Regions from separate parts of the Homo sapiens genome. Here region 2 is linked to region 1. A link is an interaction called in ENCODE POLR2A ChIA-PET data of the cell type or tissue named here. Cell type or tissue: B cell. All regions are shown on one strand.

What was found. ChIA-PET counts read pairs that join two places held together with the same protein. Peaks named below come from ENCODE experiments on the same cell type or tissue, not always from the same donor. Only the 100,000 strongest peaks of a DNase experiment are listed, where the experiment ranks them.
Region 2: POLR2A ChIA-PET joins it to region 1 with 7 read pairs; 2 of 35 experiments call an interaction of 5 or more read pairs at or near these places.

The regions. Positions count from the first base shown.
Region 1 is chr16:4,486,075-4,491,074 of GRCh38, forward strand. All of the region lies in intron 1 of HMOX2 (heme oxygenase 2), which reads left to right. The region is part of intron 1 of LOC124903636 (a long non-coding RNA gene); the gene reads right to left. Among named protein-coding and RNA genes, the nearest start is that of HMOX2, 12 kb to the left of the region's middle. In B cell, no CTCF peak of the experiment used is centred here; no DNase peak of the experiment used is centred here; H3K27ac peaks cover 513 bases.
Region 2 is chr16:4,784,463-4,789,462 of GRCh38, forward strand. SEPTIN12 (septin 12) reads right to left here and starts at 3,883. Exons shown (of 10, transcript NM_144605.5): 1 at 3,818-3,883; 2 at 3,018-3,205; 3 at 1,518-1,643; 4 at 1,345-1,426. The coding sequence starts at 3,183. It also overlaps a transcript of SMIM22 not described here. In B cell, no CTCF peak of the experiment used is centred here; no DNase peak of the experiment used is centred here.

The DNA of each region.
Region 1 (5,000 bases):
CTTGCTCTGATTCTGAAAGGGATTTGCAACCAAAAAAGGATAAGGATTGTTCTGACAAGTACCCTTTCTTCCCATCTTCAAAAGTACACATCTCTTAATTTGTGTCTTCAAACACAAATTGTGTTCAAAAAAGGAAGTATTTGAGTAGATTAAAGACAGAAACCCTAGGACATTCCTTTGTAAACAAACAGCCTTTTACCAAACACCAACTGTCAAGGGACTTGCCTGAGTACTTGTCCAAAGGACAGCGTGTCCCCATGTGTAGGCAGTGGTCTAATCTGGTTCCTAGGAGAGGACTGCTGAGGCCACAGCAACTTAACTGGCTAGTGTGGGTGAGGCAGAAGTGTTTGAAGCTCAAGGTCTGTCAAGGACAGCTGATTAGAGTATGTCTGTCCCTAATACAGGGTTAGAGCTCAGTACCAATGCTGGGGATGAGGTGAGTTGAAGACACAGAAACTACATGGTTTTTTGGAAGGTCACGAACTTTTCAAGGAACTAGTGGGCAACTGGAAATGATATGTGAAAGAGTAGAGGGAGCTCTGGCCTAGCTGCCAGAAAACTCTGGGCAGGTCAGGTCTGGGAACAGTGGCTAATCCAGGCCCAGCTTCCCACTGTTGATTTGGACATACAGGCCTAAGATAAGAGACCGTGCCCAGAGCCACTGGTCACTTAGCACAGGTAGTGGGAAATGGTAGCCAGCAAATGTTTAATTGAATATCTTATGTCTCCTAGACCACAGCTGAGCAAACTAGGCCAAGCTCAAGGTCCTGAGGGGAATGAGGAGCTGAGCTCAGTCCCTTTTGGCCCCCTTTCTCTTTCCCTCCTCATTTTAAGTATGGAAGCTCACTTATTTCCTTTTTGTATTGGCCATTTGTGTAGGGTTTTGTTTGAAAAAGGGCTTGAGGCTGGGCGTGGTGGCCCACGCCTGTAATCCCAGTACTTTGGGAGGCCAAAGAAAGATTGCTTGAGCCCAGGAGTTCGAGACCAACCTGGGCAACATAGTGAGACCCTGTCTCTACAAAAAAATTTTTAAAATTAGCTAGACATGGTAGTGAATGCCTGTAGTCTCAGCTGCTCGAGAGGCTAAGTTGGAAGTATCACCTGAGCCCAGGAGTTGAGGCTGCAGTGAGCTCTGATTGACCCAGTGCACTTCAGCTTGAGCAACACAGCAAGACCCTGTCTCAAAAAAAAAAAAGAAGTTGGGCACAGTGGCTCAGGCCTGTAATCCCAGCACTTTGGGAAGCCTAGGTGGGCGGATCACCTGAGATCAGGAGTTTGAGACCAGCCTGACCTCTAAAACTACAAAATTAGCCAGGCGTAGCCCAGCGGCTCATACCTGTAATCCCGGCACTTTGGGAGGCCGAGGCGGGCGGATCACCTGAGGTTGGGAGTTTGAGACCAGCCTGACCAACATGGAGAAACCCCATGTCTACTAAAAATATAAAATTGCTGGGCGCAGTGGCTCACACCTGTAATCCCAGCACGTTGGGAGGCCGAGGCGGGTGGATCACAAGGTCAGGAGATCGAGACCATCCTGTGAATGGCGAAACCCCGTCTCCACTAAAAATACAAAAAATTAGCTGGGCGTGGTGGCTGGCGCCTGTAGTCCCAGCTCCTTGGGAGGCTGAGGTGGGAGAATGGCGTGAACCCGGGAGGCGGAGGTTGCAGTGAGCTGAGAACACCAGCCTGGGAGACAGAGCGAGACTCCGTCTCAAAAAAAAAAAAAATTAGCCGGGCGCGGTGGCATATGCCTGTAATCCCAGCTACTCGGGAGGCAGAGGCAGGAGAACTGCTTGAACCCGGGAGGCGGAGGTTGCGGCGAGGGGAGATCACGCCATTGCATGCCAGCCTTGGCAACAAGAGCGAAACTCTGTCTCAAAAAAAAAAAAAAAAAAAAATGTAGCCGGGTGTGGTTTTGCATGCCTGTAATCCTAGCTACTCAGGAGGCTGAGGCAGGAGAATCACTTGAACCCGGGAGGCAGAGGTTGCAGTGAGCTCAGACCGTGCCATTGCACTCCATTGTTTCGCTGCAACGAGAGGGAAACTCCATCTCAAAAAAAAAAAAAAAAAAAACAGGCTTGAGTATACCTCTCACAGCCCTGGAGAATGCCTGAGCTGTTGGACAGTTGCCTTTTCCATTATGTCTGCTTTTTTCTAAAGCTATTCATTCATTGTTGCCTAATCATGTCCTCAGTCAGTAGTTGATGTTCTGGGCTATTTGAATTTCCTCTGAATAATGATTAATGGAGATAATGATGTTTGACCAGTTCTGGGAACTCTTGGGAATTAAAGGAATTAAACTCTTGGACATTAAACTTCACTTTAATGTGTATAGTTGTGGGTGCTGCCCCATTGGAGAAGATTGTGACAGGAAGTTACACAGTTTTACAGCAAACTGCTGGGATTTTTTATTTTTTTTTCAGTAAATTATGATAACTGTAGCATTTTCCTTTGCAATAATGATAACCTAAGGCCTTGGTGTTTCCTCTAAAATGTACATAGATACAGGATGTGGGTTTGTTACAAAGTTGTATAACTATTGCCTTTTTGTGGCTGACCCCTTCCCTAGAGAACAACATGAAGAGACCTTGCTGCTGCTATGAAACCCAGACTCTAAGGACAACTTGGGGGACATTGGATATTTTTTCACAGATGTAGACATCAAGGAGTCAGTGGTTTGTGTATGCGTTGAGTGGAGAAGGCTGGCAAGCATTTGCTACCATGACTGTTAAAAATGTGCCTGTACATTTCTTTTTTTTTTTTTTTTTGAGACAGGATCTCACTCTGTCACCCAGGCTGGAGTGCAGTGGTGTGTTTTTGGCTCAGTACAACCTCCACCATTGTGGGCTCAAGCAATCCTCCTGCCTAGGACTCCTGAGTAGCTGGGATGACAGGCATGTGCCACCACGCCCAGCTAATTTTTGTAGTTTTTTTGTAGAGACAGGGTTTTTGCCTTGTTGCCCAGGCTGGTATACATTTCTTTATATAAGGAGGGGGCAAGTAACACAGTGTTATGCTACCAATCAGGCTTTCAGAGACCATAAAACAAAATCTAAAAGGTACGCTCTTAGTAGTCATATCTGTGGAATGTAAGGAAGCCAGTTTAAGACCAATGTAATGCAGCATTTTCCCTTCACACATGAAACAGTGAGTTACTCGAGCACAAAGCATCAAATGCTTATTCCCCCCACAAGGCCATTCTTATCTTTCACCAAGTGTTTAGTCACTAGGCAGCCATCATCCTCCCTCCCTCTCTCCCTTCCTCCCTTACTTTCTTCCTTTCTTCCTTTTGCAGTGGCACAGTCATGGGCTCAAGTGATCCGCCTCAGCCTCGCGAGTAGCTGGGACCACAAGCACTCACCACCACATCCAGCTAGTTTTATTTTATTTTTAAAAATTTTTTGAAACAGAGTCCTGCTGTGTCACATAGGCTGGAGTGCAGTGGCACGGTCTTGGCTCACTGCAGCCGCCACCCCCAGGGTCAAGTGATACTCCTACCTCAGCCTCCCAGGTAGCTGGGACTACAGGCATGTGCCACCATGCTTGGCTAAGTTTTGTATTTTTTGTAGAGATGGGGTTTCACCATGTTGCCCAGGCTGGTCTGGAACTCCTGTACTCAAGCTATCCACCTGCCTTGGCCTCCCAAGGCGCTGGGATTACAGGTGTGAGCCATTGCGCCGAGCCTCATCCAGCTAATTTTATAATTTTTGGGGGGAGGTAGCAACAGAGATCTCCATATGTTACCCAGGCTGGTCTGAAACTCCTGGCCTCAGTGATCCTCCTGCCTCAGCCTCCCAAAGTGTTGGGATTACAGGCGTGAGCCACCGCGCCCAGCCCATTATTCTTATATCTGAGATTCACCTTTAATTGCCCTCTGTCATCAGCACTTTGAGAATGCCTCAATTTTGAGAATACCTTGTATTCTGGAAATCATTCATTCAGTCAACAAACCCTGACTGGTGTGTAATTGGGCAGTAGGAGGCCAAGATAAATGACCTGTAATCTGGAAAACAAACATATAAACATACACATACCATAACGAGATATGAGTGCTAGGATGGATCACAAAAGGCTTACTTAGGTAGCTCTGAATATAATATCAGGCCTACAATATTATCACTTATGTTGTTTTTTGGATCTTATTTTTAGAAACAGCACAAGCTTTTTCTTGGAGGAAATATAGCAAGGAAGAGGGGAGCTGTTCTGACTGAAGCAGGGTATGGGAGGCCCACAGCCTTTCCTGCTTTGCCTCCTGTTCAAAGCCATCCTCCCTGCAGTTCACTGAGAAATGACTCCTTGGAGCTCCAAGGAAGTCCTACAGCTAGCTAGTAGCAGACCTGGTAGTAGAAGTTAGTTCTTCTGATTCTTAGCTTTCTTAGCAGTCAGGTACCAGACTGATAAACGAAAATCAAATTTCTCCCAGTTATATGTTCCATCCCACAAAGAAGTAATAAACACATTTCTGTCAGGGGCTTCAGCCTGCCTGGATTTGTTACTGGGTTTGTTTTAAATGTTTAGCTTCCAGGCATCCAAATACATACAAAAAAGGTCTATTCCCAGGAACATACTGTAACCCTTTTCATTGTCATTTGTGGGCAGTGCCAAGCTGCCTCTAATAGCTTCTTCTGTTTTTTTGGTGGAAATTCAGTTTCCTCAGAAATCTATATAAGGGATATTTGATAAAGGTGACTAACAATCTCGTCTCTGTAAATTGATGAAGGGATGAGAGGGGTATTAGACTCATGTCCTCTTTTGAATGCACACTGCTTTTGTGGTCCGGCAGGGTTTCTCAGCGTTAGTGCTGTTGACATTTTGGGCTAGATTGTTTGTGGTGGTGGGGTATGTGTGTGTGTGTGTGCGTGCGTGCAAGCACATTTGTGCGCTATAGGACATTGAGTAGTATCCCTGACCTCTACCCACTATTGTCAGTAGCACACTCCCGTCTTTCAGTTGTGACAACTAAATATGTCTGCAAACATTTCCACGTCTCCAAACATGTT
Region 2 (5,000 bases), 300 kb after region 1:
CAGATCCTTTTAAAAACAGGTGTCAGGCCAGGCCCGATGGCTCATGCCTGTAATCCCAGCACTTTGGGAGGCGGAGGCAGGAGGATCGCTCGAGCCCAGGAATTCGAGGCTAGCCTGGGCAACATGGGGAAACGCCAACTCTACAAAAAATACACAAATTAGCTCGGTGGGGTGGCACGTGCCTGTGGTCACAGCTACTCAGGAGGCTGAGGCAGGAGGGTCCTTGAGCTTGGGGAGGTCAAGGCTGCAGTGAGCCATGATCTCGCCACTGCACTCCAGCCTGGGAAACAGACTGAGACACTGTCTCTAAATAAATAAATAAATAAATAAATAAATAAATAAATAAATAAATAAAATGAAACCAGGGCCAGGTGCGGTGGCTTATGCGTGTAATCCCAGTGCTTTGGGAGGCTGAAGCAAGTGGATCACCTGAGGTCAGTAGTTCGAGACCAGCCTGGCCAACATGGGGAAATCCCCGTCTCTACTAAAAATACAAAAATTGGGCCGGGTGCAGTGGCTCACACCTGTAATCCCAGCACTTTGGGAGACTGAGGTGGGCGGACCACCCGAGGTCAGGAGTTTGAGACCAGCCTGGCCAACGTGGTGAAACCCCGTCTCTACTAAATAAATTCAAAAAAGTAGCCGAGCGTGTTGGCGGATGTCTGTAATCCCAGCTACTTGGGAGGCTGAGGCAGGAGAATTGCTTGAACCCCGGGAGGCGGAGGTTGCAGTGAGCAGAGATTGTGCCACTGCACTCTGGCCTGGGTGACAAGAGCGAGTCTGTCTTAAAAAAAAAAAAAATTAGCCGGAAATTGCTTGAACCCAGGAGGCAGAGGTTGCAGTGAGCCGAGATTGTGTCACTGCACTCTGGCCTGGGCGACAAGAGCTAGATTCTGTCTCAAAAAAAAAAAAGATCACACAGCCTGGCTGTTCCAGGTCTGGGGTGTTTCCCAAAGGTTGAAGGGGGAGGGGCACGGACAGGAGGGGACAGCCATGGCTTGGCCCCCACCTTTGAGAACCCACCACTTGTTGCGGGCACAGTGGCTCATGCCTGTAATCCCAGCACTTTGGGAGGCCGAGGCGGGTGGATCATCTGAGGTCAGGAGTTCAAGACCAGCCTGGCCAACATGGTGAAACCCCATCTCAACTAAAAATACAAAAAAAATTAGCTGGGCGTGGTGGCGGGCGCCTGTAATCCCAGCTACTTCGGGAGGCTGAGGCAGGAGAATCACTTGAACCTGGGAGGTGGAGGTTGCAGTGAGCCGAGATCATGCCATTGCACTCCAGCCTGGGTGACAAGAGTGAAACTCTGCCTAAAAAAAAAAAAAAAGAGAGAGAACCTACCAGTTGTCATTGTTGATCTGGTCCCCGAAGCCGGGCGTGTCCGTCACCGTCAGCTTCAGCTTCACACCCTTCTCCTCTATGACTGTGGAGGGAGAGCAGAGTCGGGAGAGACTGGACCCAGGTGGGATGGGGTGGGGCAGGGTGGGGTGAGGTGTGGGCAGGGGCTCACTCACCATGGGTCAGTGAATGCAGCTGCAGCGTCTGGGGTGTGGGCACCCCCAAGCCCGGTGGGTTTGACTTCCACACTTTGGACTTGAACAGCGTGTTCACCATCGTGGACTTGCCCAGCCCGCTTTGCCCTGGGAGTGGCAACCGGATGACAGCAGTTAGGGTGGGCGTTTTAGGCAGTTTTTCTCTAACTCTTTACTTTTCTATTTTATTTTTGGAGACAGGTTCTCACTCTGTCACCCAGGCTGGAGTGCAATGATGCAATCCCCGTTCACTGCAGCCTCGACCTTCCCAGACTCTAGTGATTCTCGCACCTCGGCCTCCCTAGTAGCTGGGACTGTAGGCACACGCCACCATACCCAGCTGATTTTTGCACTGCTTTTTTTTTTTTTTTTTTTGAGACGCAGTCTCGCTCTGTCACCCAGGCTGGAGCGCGATGGTGGGATCTCGGTTCACTGCAAGCTCCGCCTCCCAGATTCACGCCATTCCCCTGTCTCAGCCTCCCAAGTAGCTGGGACTACAGGCGCCCGCCACCACGCCTGGCTAATTTTTTTGTATTTTTAGTAGAGACGGGGTTTCACCATGTTAGCCAGGATGGTCTTGATTTCCTGACCTCATGATCCGCCTGCCTCAGCCTCCCAAAGTGCTGGGATTACAGGCGTGAGCCACCACACCCGGCCTTGCACTGTTTTTTAATTTTTAAGACAGGGTCTCAATCTGTCACCCAGACTCAAGTGATCGCAGCTCACTGCAACCTCCACCCTCAGGTTCAAACGATCCTCCCACCTCAGCCCCCCAAGTAGCTGGGATTCAGGTGCATGTCACCATGCCTGGCTAATTTTTAAATTTTTTTTGTAGAGATGGGGTCTTGCTGTGTTGCCTAGGCTGGTCATGAACTCCTGGCCTCCAGGGATCCTTCTGCTTCAGTCTTGCTCTGTCACCCAGGCTGGAGTACAGTGGCGCAATCTCGGCTCACTACAACATCTGCCTCCCAGGTTCAAGCAATTCTCCTGCCTTAGCCTCCTAAGTAGCTCCTAAGTACAGGCGCCCACCACCACGCCTGGCAAATTTTTGTATTTTTAGTAGAGACGGAGTTTCCCCATGTTGGCCAGGCTGTTTTCGAACTCCTGACCTCAAGTGACCCTCCTGCCTTGGCCTTTCAAAGTGCTGGAATTACAGGCTTGAGCCACCATGCCCGGCCTCATTTTTGTACTTTTTGTAGACATTAGGTTTTGCTAGTCTCAAACTCCTGAGCTCAAGTGATCCACCCACCTCAGTCTCCCAAAACCCTGGATTATAGGTGTGAGCCACCGCTCCAGGCACATTTTTGTCTTTTAATGACTCAGCATTTCTCAAATTTTCAATGACAACATCCCTGTGAGGTGCTATTATCAGGCCCACCTAAGAGATGGGGAGGGGCGACAGGCTGCCAAAGGTGAGGCCACACGCCCAGGCACGCGTAGCACTGTGGGTCTGTCCTGCCGTGGGCCCTACCTCTCACTCACCCACCACCATGATGTTGAACTCAAACCCCATCTTCATAGCCTTGATCTTCAGCTGGTCCAGCACAGCCTCAATGCCCACAGGACCAAGCATCTCGCAGGGTGGGGTGCTGGGGCTGGAGGGCTGCGAGGACAGGCAGGGAGAGGGGGAGCGCCTCAGGGGGTCCATGGGGGCCAAGGGTTCGAGATGCCTGTCACCAGGTGGGTGGGGAGAAGGGGGTCACTGGGGCTCAGAGGAGCCCACATTGACCTCTCCTATCTGAACCCCTATTTGAGCTTGGCCGTTGGCCAACCCCCTCCACACTTCATGCCTCTGGTGTACCCTAAGTGCCTGTAGTCCCAGGGGTGTGGCAAGGGTGCCTGTGGGGAGCTGTTTCTGCAGGGTGCCTCAACACCCATCCAGAGAGGCTCCGCTGCCCAAGGGTCTGCCCTGTCCCCACCTACAGCCCAGGCAGGGGCCTCTCAGGTCGCTTCCCCCAGCAGAGCCTGGAGGGCCAGGCAAAGTCCAGGATGGGTGTTTGCAGCCAGGCTGGAGTCCTGGAGGGGCTTCAGGGAGTGTGTATGGGGTGAAGTGGCTCCCGTCCCAGCAGGAAACTTGGGCAGGGGGCTCAGGAGGAGGTGCCCCCACTTTCCCCAGGGGGACACACAGCAGAGTTGATAGAGAGCGAGAAAGACGGCACAGGCATGAAGGTGACGGAGACAGAGAGAGAGAGACCAAGGTCAGGCAGGGAAGATGGCTGGGAGGGAGCGGTGCGAAGAGCCCACGGGGGGCAGAGAGAGAGAGAAGCAGCCTGCTGTGACACCTGGTGGACGTGGGTCCTGGTGGAGCTTCCAGGAGCTGCCTTGTCCTGGCAGGGCCTGGTGTGTGTGATGGGGGAGGGGAGAGGGTGACAGTTAACCGAAGAATCTGAGCTCCATCTGCACTTGCTGTGACCCCCACCTGGAGGCTTCTCTGCAGCAGGAGCAGGAGCTGTTACCCTTCTAATCCCCACAATGACCCCAGCCTAATAATACAATAATCCCCAAGTAGAACCAGGGGCCCAAGGCCCCCTCGTCAGCTGGGCTCCCACCTCCAAGCTGACGCCCTCAACCACTCTGCTGGGGTGAGCAAACCCAGGCCCCACAGCTGGCTAGCGGGATATCCGTGTCCACGATTGGCGCCATGTGTTTTAAGTTGCAGCGTCAAAAACATGAAGAGATTGCTTTAGCAAATATTTACCCAGTCCTGACTCTGCACATGGCATCGTTCTAGGAGCCCAAAGATGTTAACTTGTTTAATAATCAAGCCCTGTGAAGTAAGTGCTGTTACTACCCCAAGCTGATAGATAAGAGAGGGTCAGGTGAGGAGGTGGCAGAGTCTCTGCCGCTCTGAGTCTGTGTGCTCACCCTCTACTGCCTTTTTCTGGTTTACAGAAACATCTAGATTTCCGGTGTATCTTAGAGGTTATCACCCTGACTTGAGATGCCCTCTTTAAATAGGCCATGTGCTTTCCAGACTGTGGTCCTCACCCCTGCCTTACTGTCTCTCTGATAAGCTGTTTCTTTTTTTGTTGTTTGTTTTTGAGACAGCCTCGCTCTGTTGCCCTTGCTGGAATGCAGTGGCGCGATCTCGGCTCACTGCAACCTCCGCCTCCTGGGTTCAAGCAATTCTCTTGCCTCAGCCTCCCAAGTAGCTGGATTACCGGTGTGCACCACCACGCTAATTTTGTATTTTTAGTAGAGAAGGGGTTTCACCACATTGGTCAGGCTAGTCACAAGCTTCTGACCTCAAGTGATCCACCAACCCTGGTCTCCCAAAGTGTTGGGATTAGTGAGCCACCATGCCTGGCCTTTTTTTTTCTTTTTTCCTTTTTTTCTTTTTTTTTTTGAGACGGAGTCTCGCTCTGTCACCCAGGCTGGAGTTTAGTGGCATGATCTCGGCTCACTGTAAGCTCTGCCTCCCGGGTTCACGCCGCTCTCCTGCCTCAGCCTCCCGAGTAGCTGGGA